2 separate regions of the Homo sapiens genome follow, and region 1 is linked to region 2. Evidence: chromatin loops called from intact Hi-C (ENCODE). Cell type or tissue: PC-9. All regions are shown on one strand.

Region 1 (5,000 bases), 260 kb after region 2:
TGCACAACTTCAGGGCAGGAAAATGATAGTTCAGGATGATGAAAATGATGCAGCTGGACCAGCAAAAACAAAGAATTGCTTCAAAACAACAGAAAACACAAAATGGCGCTGGAGACTAGCAGTTTAGCACACAAATTCTGCTCTTATCTTTTGAAGGTTTTTAAAAAGAAAATCAGGCCGGGCGCGATGGTTCACGCCTGTAATCCCAGCACTCTGGGAGGCCAAGGCAGGGGGATCACGAAGTCAGAAGATTTGAGACCATCCTGGCTAACAAGGTGAAACCCCGTCTCTACTAAAAAAATACAAAACAGTTAGCTGGGCGTGGTGGCGGGCACCTGTAGTCCCAGCTACTCGGGAGGCTGAGGGAGGAGAATGGCGTCAGCCCGGGGGGCGGAGCTTGCAGTGAGCCGAGATTGCGCCACTGCACTCCAGCCTGCGCGACAGATCAGGACTCCGTCTCAAAAAAAAAGAAAAAAGAAAATCAAATTAGGCCCAATATTCAATATTCAGCTACAAGGAAAAGTTTTTTTGTTATCGGAGTTTTCCTTGTTTTTATTTTTTTGGTTATCCAATTGAAAATTTTTTTAGCCCTGTCAGCCAGAACAAATTTTTTAATTTATAGTTCTGTTTGTGTTATTTCAGATGTTTTAAATATCAAAGGGAAGAATCTTCTTCTACTATATTGCCTTTGTAATATGAGACTATATTGGCACAAACTATATACCATACAAGAAGAGGGAAAAAAATGAGCTGAATCAATGAGGACAAATAAAACTGTCTTGTTGCCTCATGGAAAGAAAAGGTTCGAGGTTTAATTTAAAAGTACAGGCTGCTAGAGTAATATCCTTTCTTTTCCCTTCAGTCTAATTGTTGGCACAAGGAACAGAGGAGGGAAGAAATTCCAATGTCATTACAATTAAAATTTCCTACCCAAAATAGCTTTTCATAAAATTAAATTGAAGAAAATATATAATAGTTTTAAGCAAAAATATGCACAGACAACAACTATACTGACCAAACTGCAGTCTGGTTATTTCGTTTTTATTTGTATCTCTAAAAATAGTGTTTACAGACTTGCACATAATATTTTCCCCACGTTTTCTTCAATATTGATCCAGTGCATTCTGCTCACACTGTTAAACATTTTTCTAACTCTGGCTATCTGTGACATCTTGAAAGGAACAGACAATGCATATTGCATGAATTCAATGATTTGACTTTTGGGGAAAAAAAATGAAGGGCAGAAGAAATTTCTCATAGATCTTACTTTTTACGTTTGAAGGTAAGAGTGGGGTGCCATTTTCAAAGCTCTTGAAACGTAACTTAGAACTGCCAAGAATACTGTTCAAAAAGAAAAGCCAAAGGCATGATTATCTCTTTCAGAGACTAACAGAAAGAGTTCTACAAAGACACCTAAAGACTCACAATCTTACCAGAAAAAGTATGACTTTGAACAACCGTCCCCTTTCCCATATCCACCACTAATAAAAATGAGAGTGTCACTGTCAGTGGTCAGAAACAAACAGAGCAGGCAATGCCCGTGTGGCACAAGTGGAAGGAGGCAGGCTGGAAAGGGCTGCCTCTCCAAAAATGGTTCCCACCTCTATGGTGGTAACAGAAATTTTACCATTAGAAATCCACTTTTAAAGAGTTTTATTCCTTTTATAAAGAGATCTGTAAAATAAAAAATTGATAATACATATGAGCTTATAGAATAATTATTAAACCAACATAAATAACAATCATCCAGGCCAGGAAATAGAATACTGCCAACACCACACCTGCTACCGGGCCCTCCTCAATCATTACACCTCATCTCCCCACTAGAGGTGACCGCAATCATGATATCTGGAATAATCATTTCCTTGATTGTCACTTTAGTATTTAAATATACATCCTTAAAAAATAGGGTTTTTTTTTCCTGTGTTTGAACTTTATATAATAGAATCATACTAACGAATTCTGTGGGCATGTTTCTTTTACTTCATGCTATGTTGAAAAGATTCATCCACTTATTTAAGTATTCATTCCACTATTAATGAATATTTGCGTTGCTTCCATCTGAGGCTCTTCTGAACATACAGCTGTGAACATTTGGGCACACACGTGCTGGAGTTTCTCTAGAACAGGGGGTCCCCCACCCCCAGACCATGGATCAGTACCGGTCTGTGGCTTGTTAGGAACCGGGCTGCATAGCAGGAGGTGAGTGGTGGGCAAGTGAGCAGATTCTTCTCTATTTACAGCCACTCCCTACTGCTTGCATTAGTGCCTGAGCGCCACCTCCTGTCAGATCAGCAGCAGCATTCGATTCTCATAGGAGCCAAACCCTATTGTGAACTGCACATGCAAGGGATCCAGGTTGCACGCTCCTTATGAGAATCTAAGGCCTGATGATCTGTCAGTCTCCCATCATTCCCAGATGGGACCATCCAGTTGCAAGAAAACAAGCTTAGGACTCCCATTGAGTCTACATTATGGTGAGTTGTATAATTATTTCACTACATATCACAATGTAATAATAATAGAAATAAAGCACATAATAAATGTAACACGCTTGAATCATCCTGAAACCGTCATCCTCACCCTGGTCTGTGGAAAAATTGTCTTCCACAAAACCGGTCCCTGGTGCCAAAAAGGTTGGGGACCTCTGCTCTAGAGTATCCTTTAAGGGTGAAAGTGCTAGATCTTCAGTTTTATCAGAAAATGGCAAACTATCTTCCAAAGTGAGCATCGACATATACATACAGTGTGTGTGAAATAGAAATTCACTTTTTAATTACAAGTCTTCAAAAATTCACTGTTACAATGGAAATCTACTTAGAGAATATATGTTAAGCTATATTCTCTACTCTTGAAGTTCTATATTCTCTACTCTTAGATAAAGGTGTACTCTTAGATAAAGGTCTATCTTCCAAATAACATTTGAGAATTGGACCAGAGGTCCAGCTAATTTGGGAAGAAAAAAATAACATACAGGCAACCATCCACATTGGTAGATTTAACCAACCATAGATCAAAAATATTTTTTAAAAATAAAAAATAATAATACTGGCCAGGCACAGTGGCTCACACCTGTAATCTCAGCACTTTGGGAGGCCAAAGAGAGAGGATCACTTGAGACCAGGAATTCAAGACCAGCCTGGGCAACACAGCAAGGTCCTGTCTCTACAAAAAAATGAAGAAATCAGCCAGGTGTGGGTGGCACACCTCTATAGTCCCACCTACTCAGGAGGCTGGGGCAGGAGGATTGCTTGAGCCCAGGAGGTCAAGGCTGCAGTGAGCTATGATCATGCCACTGCACTCCAGCCTGGGTGACAGAGGAAAACCCTGTCTCTCTAAAAATAAATGAATAAAGAAAATTATTTTAAAATAACAATACAACAATAAAAATACAAATAAAAAATAATACAGTATAACTTTACATAGCACTTACATTGCATTAGATATTATAAGTGATTTAAAGATGATTTAAAGTATATAAAGGAAGGTATCTATACTTTTTGCATAGGTTATATGCAAATATTTTGCCATTTTATATCAGAGACTTAGCATTCCTAGATTTTGGTATCCACAGGCGTCCTGAAACCATCCCTCTTGGATACCAAGGGAAAACTTTTGAGTCCTTAAGTCCTCAAAAGCAATTGCAACAAAACCAAAAATTGACAGGTGGGACCTAATTAAACTAAAGAGTTTCTGCTCAGACATTTTTCGAAGTTACTGAAATGACTAAATGAATCAGATGCTTCAGACCACACCAAACTGCAGGTCATAAGCCATTAGTGGGACATTATATCATTTGGGTTTTTAAAATGCTGCTGCAGCTCCCAGCGTGATCAATGCAGAAGACAGTGATTTCTGCATTTCCAACTGAGGTACCTGGTTCATCTCATTCGGACTGGTTGGACAGTGGGTGCAGGCCACGGAGGGCGAGCTGAAGCGGGGCGGGGCGCTGCCTCACCCTGGAAGCGCAAGGGGTCAGGGGATTTCCCTTTCCTAGCCAAGGGAAGCCATGACAGACTGTACCTGGAAAATCTGGACACTTCCGCCCAAATACTGCGCTTTTCCAACAGTCTTAGCAAATGGCACACCAGGAGTATATCCCACACATGGCTAGGTGGGTCCCACACCCACACAGCCTTGCTCACTGCTAGCGCAGCAGTCTGAGATAGACCTGTGAGGCAGCAGCCTGGCAGGGGGAGGGGCGTCTGCCATTGCTGAGACTCGAGTAGGTAAACATTGTGGCTGGGGAAGCTTGAAGTGGACAGAGCCCACTGCAGCTTAGCAAGGCCTGCTGCCTCTGTAGACCCCACCCCTGGGGGCAGGGCATAGCTGGACAAACGGCAGCAGAAACTTCTGCAGACTTAAACGTCCCTGTCTGACAGCTCTGAAGAGAGGTGTGGTTCTCCCAGCACAGTGTTTGAGTTCTGAGAACCGACAGACTGCCTCCTCAAGTGGGTCCCTGAACCCCATGTAGCCTAACTGGGAGACAACTCCCAGTAGGGGCCGACTGACACCTCATACAGGCGGGTGCCCCTCTGGGACGAAGCTTCCAGAGGAAGGATCAGGCAGCAACATTTGCTGTCCTGCAATATTTGCTGTTCTGCAGCCTCCGCTGGTGATACCCAGGCAAACAGGGCCTGGAGTGGACCTCCCACAAACTCCAACAGACCTGCAGCTGAGGGACCTGACTGTTAGAAGGAAAACTAACAAACAGAAAGGAATAGCATCAACATCAACAAAAAGGACATCCACACCAAAACCCCATCTGTAGGTCACCAGCATCAAAGACCAAAGGTAGATAAAACCACAAAGATGGGGAGAAACCAGAGCAGAAAAGCTGAAAATTCTAAAAACCAGAGCGCCTCTTGTCCTCCAAAGGAACGCAGCTCCTCGCTAGCAAGAGAACAAAGCTGGATGGAGAATGACTTTGATGAGCTGACAGAAGTAGGCTTCGGAAGGCTGGTAATAACAAACTTCTCCCAGCTAAAGGAGGCTGTTCG
Region 2 (5,000 bases):
CGAGCCCAAAAAGTCAAAACTGTTAGGGATGGGACCCAAGATTCTGGCTTTTGAAGCTTCCCAAGTGATTCCAATATGTAGTCCAGATTAGGAATCACTGCTGTAGGGCACTCCAGAGAGAGGATCAACAGCCTTCCCCCTTTAGGGGCCAGCTGAGTATGGTCTTGATTTCTTGTTGAATGAGTTCTTTTCTAATCACAGATGAAATTACTATGCATTGGGGAGCTAGGGCTACCTGGAAAAAAAAACTCATCGGTCCTCACATCGATGTGAGTAGAACATCACACCAAAAGGTAATCTCAGCAATGAGATAGCACTACACACATATCAGAATGGCCAAAATGCAGAACACTGACAACACCAAATGCTGGCAAGGATGTGGAACAACAGGAACTGTCATTCATTGCTGGTGGGAGTGACAATGGTATAGTCACTTTGGAAAGTAGTTTGTCAGTTTCTTACAAAACTAAATATACTCTTAACTATATGATTCAACTATCTTACTCCTTGGTTTTTTTACCCAAATGAGTTGGAAACTTATGTCCATACAAAAACCTGTATGCAGATGCTTGTAGCAGCTTTATTCATAATTGCCAAAACTTGGGAGCAATCAAGATGTTTCTGAGTGGGCGAATGGATAAATAAACTGTGGTACATCAGACCATGGAATTTATTCAGTGCTAAAAAGAAATGAGCTATCAAGCAATGAAAATACATAGAGGAACCTTAAACCCATATTACTAAGTGCAAGAAGCTAATCCGAAAAGGCTACATGCTGTATGATTCCAACTATATGGCTTTCCGGAAAAGGCAAAGCTAAGGAAACAGTGAAAAGATCAGTGGTGTCAGGGGTTGGGGGAGGGAGAGATGAACAGGCTGAGCACAGAGAATTTTTAGGGCAGTGGAAACAGTATAATGATGGATGTATGTCATTAAATACTTGTCCAAACCAATAGAATGTACAACACCAAGAGTGAACCCTAATGTAAATTATGAAATTTGGGTGATAACGATGTTTCAATATAAGTTTATCAGTTGTCACAAATGTGCCACTGGTGAGGGATAATGATAATGGGGAAGGCTGTGCCTGTATGGGGCCAGGGATATATGAGAACTCTGAGTACCCTTTGCTCAATTTTGCTGTGAACCGAAAACTGCTCTGAAAAATAAAGCCTGTTACAAAACAGTTTTAAAATGTTGTAAAAAGGATAATCTCATGCTTATATTTCAAATATAACAATGATCACTATGTTTAAAATGCTTTTTAAAATTAAGCTGTATCTACTGTCTTTGTATTGTCTAAGGCCTACAGGCTTTAACTGCTTTATGGAACAAGCTGTGTCATTGCATGGTATTATTTTCTTGGGGTGGGGAGTAAAGGCTGGTTGATGGGAAGGAGGCCTCGACCCAGGCCCCAAAAAGGGTTTTCTCCCAGAGATCTCCTTCCCAAACCAGGCCTAATATTATGTTACTGCTTCATTCAACACAAGATTTTTATGATAACTGGCAGACAATTAAGCTAATTAGAATATTTTTGATCTTTCAAGAGAGACAAATTTCAGTGGACACACCAATTAACCTCCAGGAATTAATAAGGTACCTAGGTTTTGCACTTTGCCGCTTCAAAAGGAAGATTAATGCCCCATTATTTGTTTTTATGAGCCTCTATTTTCTTAACGGTAGAAAATGGAGTAAATAATGAGTTTACACAAAAAGAAATCGTTTCCATCAGCTTTAATTTGTAATTGGTTGGTAATGCATCAATAACAGCTGCGATCGTGTTCCACCTTTTGCTGGAGCTGAACTCCAGGTGTATTTTAGAAACCACATCAACCAAGGACCCCTGCCTCCCAACATAAGCTGTTTCCTAATAACAAAGTCGCATTGGTGAGACTGATTTGAGCTGCAAATATTTCTAAAGAATCAGACTTTGGAGAAATTCGATTTTTTTTTCTTTTTTTTTTTTTTTTTTTGAGACAGAGTCTCGCTCTGTCGCCCAGGTTGGAGTGCAGTGGTGCCATCTCCACTCTCTGCAAACTCCGCCTCCCAGGTTCACACAATTCTCCTGCCTCAGCCTCCTAAGTAGCTGGGACTATAGGCACCCGCCACCACGCCTGGCTAATTTTTTGTATTTTTAGTAGAAAAAGGGCTTCACCATGTTAGCCAGGCTGGTCTCGAACTCCTGACCTCAGGTGATCACCCCACCTTGATCTCTCGAAGTGCTGAGATTACAGGCGTGAGCCACCGCGCCTGGCCGAGAAATTGGAATTTTACATCAAACAAAAAGTAGAGCTCACAGCCCCTATTACTGTACTTTTAGAGCTTTTCTTCTTGATCACTTGAGCTCTAGATGTAGCAGGCAAACTGATACTTAACTAGGTTTTTTCATTGTTTATTTTAATAAGTCAGGAATTCACAGAATTACAGACTTATTGCACTCTTTGTATTCAAGTTAGTGAATCTTAGGTGACAATTGCTAATTAGCTGAATAATTGAAACATTGAGTGATTTTTGCATTCTAACTATTGGATTCTGAGACAAGGCTACTTACTTGCTGTGTATTTTCACCCTGGGGCTTTTTATCACAAGGCCAGCTCCAGAAACAGTTGTGAAACAGACGACTTTTGTTCTCCATCTGCATACATCCTTCTTATTGTAGATGCTCCAAGGATTTCTTCCCTGGCATTCCAACATTTAACAAAGGGGTGTCAGCTTTACCTCCTTAGCTCCTTAGGCAATAGTGGAAAAAATCCAGGGATTCATGAGCTGAACTTATATACCAAATTGTGTTTATGTGTGTACACCTTTCTCTGGAGAAAACCATAGGTTCCACTAGGTTTTTTTTAAAGTTTGGCAATGTAAAAAAAGCAAAATTCGTGTTGCTTATCTCTCCTTTCTCTACCTCAAAATTTATTTGTGCCATGAACTCTGTAATTTGATAGATTATTCTTTAAATAGTTACTGTGTTTGCCTATTAACGGAGTTGTTTTGAGAACAAAGCCTTACCCCAAACAAATGATTCCAGTAGTGAGAATTTCATGGCCCAGATCATAAGGCGGAGGGCTTTAAAGTTCTCTTCAAATCGCACCAGTAGGTGGCCTCAGATTCCACCTGTGCAGCTGCTCAACGCCAGTTTCTCCCTCTGCAGAGTTCAGGGGACCTTAGAGATGACTAGAAAATGAACTGCACCTTCTTTCTGTTATATTCTTTGCACATAATCAGTGACTATATTTTGAGTATGCATATATCCTAGAACATTTTGTCACATAGCAATTAGAATTCCACTTCGGGTATCCCAATTCATTAGCACTCTTTTTCTGAATTTTAACTGTACTCTTTTCAAGTGTTTCATCATCTACTCTTGTTTATCCGAGATCTTGTGTATTAGGAGCTGTTTTGAGGCTTGGCTGTAATATGCTTATTGTTCAGTGTTTCTTTCATTCCTCCTTTATTATTATGTTTTCATTTTATTTATCTACGTTTGTCATTTCATACTGCAGTCACTTGAGGCCTTCCATGTTACAGCAACTCCTGCGACGCCTCGTTTTTGATGTGCCGCAACTCAATGAATACTGCAAAATGCCTCTCAAGGTAAACATCACTATTGTTACAGAAATACAGTCTATTGCACAGGAAACTTGCCTTGTAATATGTGATGTCTTCACAATTTAGAAGGAAAAATACATGCTAAATGGGTTTTACTCCCTTAAGTTGATGGTTAGCTAACAAGATAGATCCCACAAAACCAAGTCCTTTCTTGAATGCCGAGGTTGAAGAAAATTGCTCCAATTTTCTTTAACTGCTTTCCACTGACTGCTTGATATTTAGCTGCATTTAATACGAGGACTTAGATTTTGTGCTTCCCCAATGTAATTAGGTTTTCAGATTGTGTTCATCTCAAAAAGCTTTGAAGGCCCTGTGGTTTTTCATTAAATTGATTAAAATGTCCCTTTTCTATTCCATACTGTTTTGTGCTTTTCTTCTTTGTAAGAAATCTTTTTTGTTTGTTTGTTTTCTACTTTTTTTTTAAATGAGATGGAGTCTTGCTCTGTCACCCAGGCTGAAGTGCAGTGGTGAGATCTCAGCTCACTGCAACCTCTACCTCCCAGGTTCAAGCAATTCTCCTGCCTCAGCCTCCTGAGTAGCTGGGACTAGAGGCACATGCTACTATGCCCAGCTAATTTTTGTGTGTTTGTTTGTTTTTTAGTAGAGATGGGGTTTCACCATGTTGGCCAGGCTGGTCTCAAACTCCTGACCTCAAGTGATCTACCTGCCTCAGCCTCCCAAAGTGCTGGGATTACAGGTATGAGCTACTGTGCCTGGCTCTCTTTCTTAACAAAAAGACCACAGACCCCTCTCTTTTATTATTATTTTTTTGAGACAGAGTCTCGCTCTTGTACTCACACTTGAGTGCAGTGGCACAGCCACGGCTTACTGCAACCTTGAGCTCCCGAGTTCAAGCAACCCTCCCTCCTCAGTCTCCCAAAGTGCTGGGATTACAGCAGGTGTGAACCACCATGCCTGGCCTTCCCTTTTTTTTATTGTCTTGTTTCTGGTTTTCTCATAAATTACAAATATTTTATCACTAGAGGCATCTGGGCCTGGTGGGAGGACACCAGAATCAGTCATCCACCCAAGCAGACAGTGTTTTTTACCTTTTATCTCTGAGGCACCTGCCATATTCCCATATGCAAAAGTGTTAGCAATGGCTAGCCACACCTGAAAATCCTACCTAATGATTTTAACAGCACTTTCCTTTATAGTCCAAGCGAGCATTTCAGGCAGCATTTTACTGTGCTAACAAGAATTCCCAGAGGGCTTTAGTTCAATCCCCTGTCTTCATGCCAGGCAGAAAACAGTTTGTATGTTCTTAGAGATTCCACAGTCCTCCAAGGGCTAATTCTACTCTCTAGCAGCCCCAGTTTTCATCTCAAAAAAATACTTTAACTGAAAACCATAGTTAAAGTATTACCATCTTAATTTGGTATTGCTTCCTCTGC

Evidence for each region. Peaks named below come from ENCODE experiments on the same cell type or tissue, not always from the same donor. Only the 100,000 strongest peaks of a DNase experiment are listed, where the experiment ranks them.
Region 1: it touches region 2 in a loop (18-fold over the local background); 15 of 110 quality-filtered maps call a loop at or near these places.

Annotation. Positions count from the first base shown.
Region 1 is chr15:33,991,930-33,996,929 of GRCh38, forward strand. The region is part of intron 2 of AVEN (apoptosis and caspase activation inhibitor); the gene reads right to left. All of the region lies in intron 1 of CHRM5 (cholinergic receptor muscarinic 5), which reads left to right. Among named protein-coding and RNA genes, the nearest start is that of CHRM5, 26 kb to the left of the region's middle. In PC-9, a CTCF peak has its summit at 2,264 (motif pointing left); no DNase peak of the experiment used is centred here.
Region 2 is chr15:33,732,735-33,737,734 of GRCh38, forward strand. It overlaps RYR3 (ryanodine receptor 3), which reads left to right. Exons shown (of 104, transcript NM_001036.6): 49 at 3,501-3,591. Among named protein-coding and RNA genes, the nearest start is that of CHRM5, 230 kb to the right of the region's middle. In PC-9, a CTCF peak has its summit at 3,121 (motif pointing right); no DNase peak of the experiment used is centred here.